Regions from separate parts of the Homo sapiens genome. Here region 1 is linked to region 2. Evidence: read pairs that join two places in POLR2A ChIA-PET (ENCODE). Cell type or tissue: PC-9. All regions are shown on one strand. Each heading gives the region's core, and the rest is flanking DNA. Links, peaks and the distances in the headings are about the cores only. Region 1 holds the start of LOC124904000 (a long non-coding RNA gene). Region 2 overlaps MSL1 (MSL complex subunit 1).

Evidence for each region. ChIA-PET counts read pairs that join two places held together with the same protein. Peaks named below come from ENCODE experiments on the same cell type or tissue, not always from the same donor. Only the 100,000 strongest peaks of a DNase experiment are listed, where the experiment ranks them.
Region 1: POLR2A ChIA-PET joins it to region 2 with 6 read pairs; 10 of 35 experiments call an interaction of 5 or more read pairs at or near these places.

The regions. Positions count from the first base shown.
Region 1 is chr17:39,990,974-39,995,359 of GRCh38, forward strand. PSMD3 (proteasome 26S subunit, non-ATPase 3) reads left to right here. Exons shown (of 12, transcript NM_002809.4): 7 at 3,981-4,095; 8 at 4,203-4,322. It overlaps LOC124904000 (a long non-coding RNA gene), which reads right to left and starts at 3,974. Exons shown (of 3, transcript XR_007065751.1): 1 at 620-3,974. RefSeq lists a silencer at 1,284-1,461. In PC-9, for the core only: no CTCF peak of the experiment used is centred there; no DNase peak of the experiment used is centred there.
Region 2 is chr17:40,132,730-40,137,100 of GRCh38, forward strand. It overlaps MSL1 (MSL complex subunit 1), which reads left to right. Exons shown (of 9, transcript NM_001365919.1): 6 at 313-380; 7 at 805-929; 8 at 1,098-1,170; 9 at 1,550-4,188. The coding sequence ends at 1,640. Among named protein-coding and RNA genes, the nearest start is that of CASC3, 5.6 kb to the right of the region's middle. In PC-9, for the core only: CTCF peaks have their summits at 3,172 and 3,432; no DNase peak of the experiment used is centred there; H3K27ac peaks cover 378 bases.

The DNA.
Region 1 (4,386 bases), core at 65-4,064, 140 kb before region 2:
TTTTCTTTCGTTTTTTGTTTTCTGAGACAGAGTCTCCCTCTGTCACTCAGGCTGGAGTGCAATGGCACGATCTTTTCTCACTGCAACCTCTGCCTCCCGAGTTCAAGTGATTCTCCTGCCTCAGCTTCCTCAGTAGCTGGGCAGGCGCCTGCCACCACATCCAACTAATTTTTTTGTTTGTTTTTTTGGTTCTTTTTTTTGAAACGGAGTCTTGCTCTGTCTCCCAGGCTGGAGACAGAGGTGCCATCTTGGCTCACTGCAACCCCTGTCTTTGGGGTTCAAGGGATTCTCCTGCCTCAGCCTCCCGAGTAACTGGGATTACAGGCGCCTGCCACCACGCCCAGCTAATTTTTTGTATTTTTAGTAGAGATGGGGTTTCACCATGTTGGCCAGGCTGGTCTCGAACTCCTGACCTCAAGTGATCCACCCACCTCAGCCTCCCAAAGTCCTGGGATTACAGGCGTGAGCCACCGCTCCAGGCCAGGTATTTCTTATTATTAGAGTATTTCAAAGAGATAAAGAATGTTGTGTCAGAAAGCTTGAGGGTGTATGTGAAGTCACAGAGCCCAGTAGCCAGGATGTAGACCCAGTCTTCCCAAATTCAAACCTCTGCTCCTACCTTCACACAACATCCACCTCCATGGTGTCTTGACAGGGAACGGGAGACGTGTGTTGATTAGGTCAATGTAGTAGGAGATTCATTTTATTTCTGTTCAGAAGTTCAGAGAAAGTCAGATTTGTTTTTGATCAAATAATGAAAGAGAAAGGGTCTTAAAGAAAAAGTTGGCTAGGTACAGGGCTCACACCTGTAATCCTAGCACTTTGGGAGGCTGTGGCAAGAGGATTGCTTGAGACCAACCTGAGCAACATATGGAGACACCGCCTCTGCAAAAATTAAAAACCTAGCTGGGCGTGATGGCATGCACCTGTAGTCCCAGCTACTTGGGAGGCTGAGGTGCAAGGATCACTTGGGCCCAGGAAGTCGAGGCTGCAGTGAGCCATGATCGTGCCACTGCACTGCAGCCTGGGCGACAGAGCAAGACTCTGTCTCAAAAAAAAACAAACATTAAAATTGAACTGGTCTTTGAAAGATGGGTAGGATTTTCACAAGGAGTAAAGGCTTTTCAGACACACAGGGTGCGTGAGCAAAATGTTAGATTGCTTACAATATGAGAGACACTAAAGTTTCTTTTGAAAATCACTAAAAATACTAGTAATTAACATATATAAAATGTGTCATGTACCATGAGAGAGGCTTTCAGGCATTTAAATCTCAGTGGCAGGAAGGCGTAGAGAGCTGGAAGAGAGGTCTCGGGCTGTTGGTGAGGGAGCGCAGGGAGAGAGAGGGCGGGAGTGAAGGCATGTTTGGGAGAAGGCCTGCAACCAGCCCTCTGCCCTCTGCCCTCACACACCTTTGCCGTACCCCTGTCACCACCCAGCTTACAGAATCACCTGGGGCTCTGATGAAGCTGTAGATTCCGATTCAGAGAGTCTGTGTTCCTAACAGGCCTTGGGTGATGCCAGTGCTGCTGGTGGCACAGAGCGCTCTGAGGAGGGCGGTGCTGGCTCATCCTGTTCAAAGCGGAGGTCAGCTAGCATTCATTCCTGCAGCCACCTTGTCTCTTGTAAACTTGAATGTCTCTCTCCGCCCATTTTCACCCTCCCTGTCTTTACTTAACACCAGCTTCACTACCTGTGTTTTCCATCACACTCCTTCCTCTCTCTTCTAGCCTTGGCCCATCACCTGTTTGCTTCAGTCTCCGGGAAGAAAACCCCCAGCCCTGCTGCTTCCTCTCTCAGGCGGCCGTTCCTGTCTCCCCTGGCTCCCTCCCCAACAGTGCACTGGCCAGCCCCTTCCCTCCAGTGTTCTCTCTGCTCCTTCTCACCACCTGGGCCTCAGCAGAGCACTCTGAGAGCTTCTCTGTCGATAGTAAAACCCTCATTCTCTCCTTGAGTGACCTTGTTTGCTTTCCCAGCTTCAGCGCTCGCCTGCATGATGCTCTTCAGCCTGTACATTACTAACTCCGTTACTCTGCTGGCACTGCCACCGCAAGGTCCCACAGACTTGGCGGCTTAAACAACCGAAATTGATTTCATCACAATTCTGGAGGCTCTAAGTCCAACAGCAAAGTGTGACACGATTGGTTTCTTCTGAGGGCCTCTCTCGTCTGCTTGTCGATGGCCGTCTCCTGGTGTTTTCACATGGTCTTCCCTCTGTGCGTGTCTGTGTCCTGCTTTTGTCTTAGAAGGACAATAGTCATGTAGGATTAGGGTCCACCCATATGACCTCACTTTACCATAATTACCTCTTTAAAGGCCCTGTGTCCAAATAGAGTCCCATTCTGAGGTACTGGGGTTTAGGTCTCTAACATGAACTTGAGGGGGATGCAGTTTAGCCCATAACACTAACTCTGACCCCTCTCACGAGCATCAGGCCTGCAGATCCAGCTCCCCCTCCCACTCCCCATGTCTCTCTCTACAGCGTGTCCCAAAGAGATCCCTCCTGGCCCCCTTACCATTCCTTCCTCCTGCTTTCCCGATCCAGATCAGGGCCTTGGGATCATCTCTGACTCTCCCCCATCCTCCTTCCCATCACTTGGTCGTCTGTTGAATTGTCTGCACATCTTCTGTGTTTGCCTGTTCCTTCATATTGCCAGTGCCATGGTTTGAGCCACTAACATTCCCAGACACTTCTGCCTGGTCATCTTCCTCTCCAGCAGCCCAGCTTACATTCACTTGCCTTACTAAGCAGAGCTCCAGCTCTGTCCTTCCCTTGCCTGGGAAGCTTCCATTGCTCCCCACTGCTGTAGGGTATCATAACGGTCTTGTGAGGTAGACAGGCTAGGTATTGTTATTGTTATTTGGTAGTTTTAGAGATGAGGAACTAAGGACCCAGTTGCTCAGTGTTTCCTAGCTAGTGAATAGAGACTAGACACCAAGTGTTCTACGTGCAGACTTTATACTGCTCAGCCTGGCACACAAAATGGCAATGGCATAGTCCCCAGACTGCGGTCCCAACTGTCTCTTTCCTAACAGCTCCCCAGGCACCCACACTTTTCTGCCTCTTTTTCAATCTGTACCCTTGACCCTCCTCCTTTTTCTGCTTTGTCAGACTCCTTAAGGCACTTCATAAATTAACCATTTCCAGGGATTTCCCCTCACACATGAGTTATTCCAGTGGACAGGGCAGCCTCATGGGTGCCTGTGGAGGGTGAAGGGTCTGCCTGGCCGTAGGTGTGATCACACACTCCCGTTGTAACCCCTGTCTCCTGTGACACTTGCTGCCCCACGATTTAGCTGCTTTGTGTTCCGTGCCTCCTGTTTGCTGGTGAACTCCTGAGTTGGGGGGCGTCATTCCCTCCACTGTAGTTCTTCCGCGATGCTGACTCCACCCACGGTCAGCACCACTCGGAAATACTTCACAGTCCTGTAGAGGAAGACAGGTCCAGGTTTCCAGTTACCCTTCTATGTCTGGATACTCTGCTCATTCACTGAAGCCAGGCCCCTTCCTGCACTTATGCCTCTACCCAGATAATGAGTTCTACCCACTGATGACCTCCTCTCCTCTAGTAACAGTCCGCCTCCCTAATGAGCATCTCTGGCTGACACACGTTCCGTTCTCCAGGCCTGTGAGCCCTGGTCCCTCGCTGTTGCTGAGCCACAGCACCCGCCCTTCTGGCCTCACTTTAGAGCACTGTCATTTCAGAGCAGACTACGCGCGGGGTGGCCAGGTGAAATGCAGCTGACGGCTCTGCGACCAAATGTGACCAAAGGGCCACATTCCCAGCACCCGGCTCCAAAGGCAGAGCTTGGATTCTATGCCCAGCACAGGTTTTCAGGGCTTCCTCCTCTCTCTGGGCCTAAACAGTGATCCCTTTCCCTGTTTCCCACTACATCTGGCAGAATTTAGGCCACATTTCATTTTCTTCTTCCGCCCATGGGGCTCCCTGCCCACTGTGTTCCCCTGTCACTCTGTCCAGGTGCACAAGCTTCTCATCGTGGTGGAGCTGTTGCTGGGGGAGATCCCTGACCGGCTGCAGTTCCGCCAGCCCTCCCTCAAGCGCTCACTCATGCCCTATTTCCTTCTGACTCAAGGTAAGGCTGGCTTCCCCACCCCAGAGCCCACTAGGCCCCCTTCAGTGGGGCCTCTTACATGCCTGTGCCTATTTGCATCATCCAATCTACTCCTGTTCTGCCTGCAGCTGTCAGGACAGGAAACCTAGCCAAGTTCAACCAGGTCCTGGATCAGTTTGGGGAGAAGTTTCAAGCAGATGGGACCTACACCCTAATTATCCGGCTGCGGCACAACGTGATTAAGACAGGTGTGGATCAGGATCTGAGGGGCTGTTGGAGGAGCAGAAGCCAGGCCAGGGCAAACCTAGTGGG
Region 2 (4,371 bases), core at 1-4,000:
CTCTTACAAAGTATGGAGGCAGGGAGGGTTTATGACAGTCTGGGGGTTTTAGTTTGATGTGATGTTTACCTTGGAAAGATATGGAAATGATTTTGAAATTTGGAGATTCTAAAAGGATGTGGATGGGGAAAGGAGTATGTGTTTTGTTGATTCTGTTACCAGGAGGTTCCCATACTGTCCATGGAACCCACAGACTCAGGTAGAACCGGAAGGTGAAAGATTTTACGTTCCTGGAAGCTGGAAATTAGTTAGTATATGTGTGTAACTAATATATGGTGATAAATAGCTTATCAGCTGCTTTTCTTTACACAGAACCTGGATGACAGTGTGTTTTCGAAGCGGCATGCAAAACTGGAGCTGGATGAGAAGAGAAGGAAAAGGTGAGGCCAGAGATGTCCATCCTGGAAACAACTGAGCCCTAGGACCTAGGACAGAGTATCAGGGAACCTGACCTCCCTTTTTCATGCTGTGGAGAATCTTGGAGTGCTTAACACTCTTACATTACTGGCTTCCCAGTTGGTTGAATATCTTAGTTGGAAATGGTAGTTGTTGCGGTAAACATGTTTGGCCTCTTTTTGTGTATGACCTTCCTCAATTCTACTTTCTGTGGAACACCAACACATGATCTAAACGGTAGACCTAAACAGCTCTCCCTTAACAAGGCAGTCATTTCTCTTTACCCTGTCTAGAGGAGTCAGCAAGGGTCTTCCTAGCATCTGGATTGTGTGAGTTGCTTTTATAGAGCAGGTTTTGGGTAAACAGTAATGTTGGGTTTCTTTGTTTTGTTTGGTTTGTTTTTCCCAGATGGGATATTCAGAGGATCAGGGAACAAAGAATTTTACAGCGACTGCAGCTCAGAATGTATAAAAAGAAAGGAATTCAGGAATCTGAGCCTGAGGTTACCTCATTTTTCCCTGAGCCAGATGATGGTAAGTTGTGTCCATCTAAAAGAGTAGGTTTTTGAAAGAAGGAGGAGGGTGCAAGGCTCCAGGGTACAACTTGCTCTGAATGAATGAAGTGTATTTTGGAGCAGATATAGCTTCTAGACATTTCCCATCTGTATTACTAATACGCTCCCGTTTGACTTTCTCCCATAGTTGAAAGTTTGATGATTACCCCCTTCTTGCCTGTTGTAGCATTTGGACGACCATTACCAAAATTAACTCCACAGTAAGTATACATTTTTTTTCTCCCCTTCCAGGTAACCTGCACATCCTTTTCAGACTTCATGGAAGCCTAGATATGAGGTGGAACCAGGTGGCTTAGGGATAGCCATGGGTCTTTGACAGAAATGAGGCTACCTGGGCAACTAGCTTTTGTAATAAGATTCCCAAGCCAATAATTAGGAGTATTGCTTTTTGAGTTAGAAATAGATGATTCCATCACTTTAATGGTACACAGTTGCTCTGGCTTTGAGGCAGGAAAGACACTCCAAACTAGTCAGGGATAGGAGTGGTAAGGGACATAGTGACTTTTTTGTAGTTGCTATCATGTCCACACTGAATCCCTTCTAGTCTTGCAAGTTGATTTCCTCATCCTTTTTTGCCAGGAATTTTGAGCTACCCTGGTTGGATGAGCGTAGCCGATGCAGATTGGAGATCCAGAAGAAGCAAACACCTCACCGGACGTGTAGGAAATAGCTGTGCTGGCAAGAACCCTGTCTTCAGATAGTTGTAGCATGCCATTCCCGAGAGTGGCAGAGACCTGTATATGTGACCTTTGTCCTCACATATGTTATCACTCGCTGATAATACCCTTTCATACTTCCTTGACTTTGTTTTCATTACTCTGATTTCACAAAAACTCTTTCATTCGGCTAATTGTGAGTTATGGAGGGTGATTGGGATTTCTTTTCCCTTTTTTGGGAAATGGGCTCTCAAGCTAAAGCTATAGGATGGCAGATTCAGAAGTTTCAGGGGTCTGTTTCTATACATTTGCCTATGTTAAAGGGGTAAAAGGGCTCTCTTCATTAGACATGTGGAAGATGAAGCAGCCCCTTCCTTTAGAGCTGTGCCTGCATGGCACTCTTCTCACCCTGGTACACCCTCCTTATAGTGGGTATAGTGATTTTTAACCCTAAAATAAAACAAACAACCTCACCATGAGCTTTAGGACCAGAAGAGGAATGACAAGTGAAGCGATGAAGCAAGCCATCTTCACAGAGTAGAAAAGACATCGGAGAGTTGGTAGATAACTGTCTGAAAAGATAGTTGTTCATTTGAAACTATTCTGTGATACAGTCATGTGGGAAGGGATGTTTGGCTGTGATTATTTTTTCAGTTAATGGATAACAATTTCTTTACTGCTCAAAAACCAAAATCTTTGGAAAAGAAAGTGGGGATGGTTAGTTTCAGAACAAGTTACAGCTGTAAACAAAAGCACTTAGTATTTGGGATGGCATGCCAAAACCTGTATAAATGTCCTTGTATCACATCACTTCTCAAGTATTCCTTCATTGGGCTTCATCCTTTTAGCAGAACTCTTGGTGGTGGGATAGAGACTTAGGGAGGGTAGGGGGAGAGTGTGGAAATAGGTGCTTCCTTTGGCTGGCAAATGTCTACATCTTGAAACAAACAGATGTACCTAATGAGCTTCTCCATTCACTTTGTAAAAATAATTTGTATGTGTACCATCTTGGTCCTCTCCCCTCCCGTTTTGTTAAAATATCAGGATAGCACTCCCAGGCCACTTTGGTCTCAGTGTAAGATCCCTATTAACTATCTGAAAGGAAAATAGAGCCAAGACCTCTGGTCTCAAATATATAGGAATTGCCTTTCTTTAGTCTTCAGGACTATTGTGTGAAAACAAGTAGGGGTCTAATCTCCTAGAAGGTAGGGGCTTTTATCCTTAAAGAGAATATGTCCCCAGATTATTAGCACTTTTAGAGGAGAAGCCAAGGTATGTAGGGTGTGTGGCTGGCCCATCAGTGGAGCACGAAGAGAGAATGGGATACCATTGTGGGAAGAGAAGAAAAGTTCCTCAGGGGCCTCCCACTGCTAAAGTTTTTTGTGAGATGTTGATCTGTGCTTCCTGGATTTGACTTTTAAAGGAATTATTCTGGCAGCACATGTAGTATTCTTGGATGATCTTGCTGCTCTTATTTCTCCTTTTGTGTGTGTGTGTGTGTGTGTGTGGCTATGGGTTTTCATTTGTAACTCCATCTGCTTAGGAGAGTGGGCTCTCTATAAGGGAACCTGCTGTAAACTTCATTGCAGCAAGGATGTAGAGAGAAATAGGACTTAATTCCACTAGGGGCTCTCATCTCACACCTTAAGGAGGAGATTTCTAGAAAAACTGGGCCAGATTTTCTTTGTTCTCCATCATTTTAATGTGGCAGGCTGTTCAGTTTTCTTACTCTTACCTATGTGATATTTCTTCGTAACGTGTCCAAAAAGAAAAAAGACCCAATCAGTGTCTCTTGACTTTGTTCTTTGATCCCTCAGTTTCTTCTTGATTTCAGCATGTGTCGGGTTCCTAATTTTGGGTATGAGTTAGCAAATTTAACCATTGTGTTTGTGCCCTACCCAGGGGACTCCCCAGTTTCTGACTTGAAGTAGACTGAGAAGAATCCACGAGGTGCTATCTGGCCAGATTTAAGTAGATTCTATTTCCTTGGTTCTCCCTCTCCCTGAGGACCTCTTATTTTATTGTCCCCTCTTCTAGGTTAATTCTCCTTTGATTTGACTTTGTTGAGAAGGAGGTTGGACAGTAGATTAGCAAAGTTCCAAGTGCAAAATTACAGTGTGTTAGAGTGTGGGGGGAAAATTAGTCTTATTTTTCCCTACATGGGATACAACACTGTGAATTCAATCTTCAACTGAAGGCCCTGCAGTTCTCCTAAAACATAGTTGTTTGTTTTTCTTTAACAAAGTTTAAGCTAGTGTTAATAAATTAAAAAAAATTGCTTGTCTGTCTACTTCAGCTTTGTTTTATGCCCATTTCATATTGTTGTCTGTGTTGTAATTCATAACTTTTGATACCATTTCTGATGTGTAAAATTGGTTGTCTTGTAAATATCTTATAAAGAGTTCAATTGTAAATAAACTATTGTGGCTGTTAATTTTTGAACTTCTGCTTCAATTTATTATATTTATTGGCAAACAAACAATTCTGCTTGTATATTTGAAACATTGGAAAAAGAAATCCATTTTCTCAATAAAAAAGAATAACACATTATTTTCCCCTTTATAATAAGGTACTCACTTCCATTTGTGTATAAGTATAATGTATGTTTCATCCCTCTTTGTCCAGTGTACTTCCTTAAGTATAATCAGCAACTTGGCTGGGCGCAGTGGCTCACACCTGTGATCCCAGCACTTTGGTGGCTGAGGTGGGCAGATCACTTGTGGTCAGAGGTTCAAGACCAGCCTG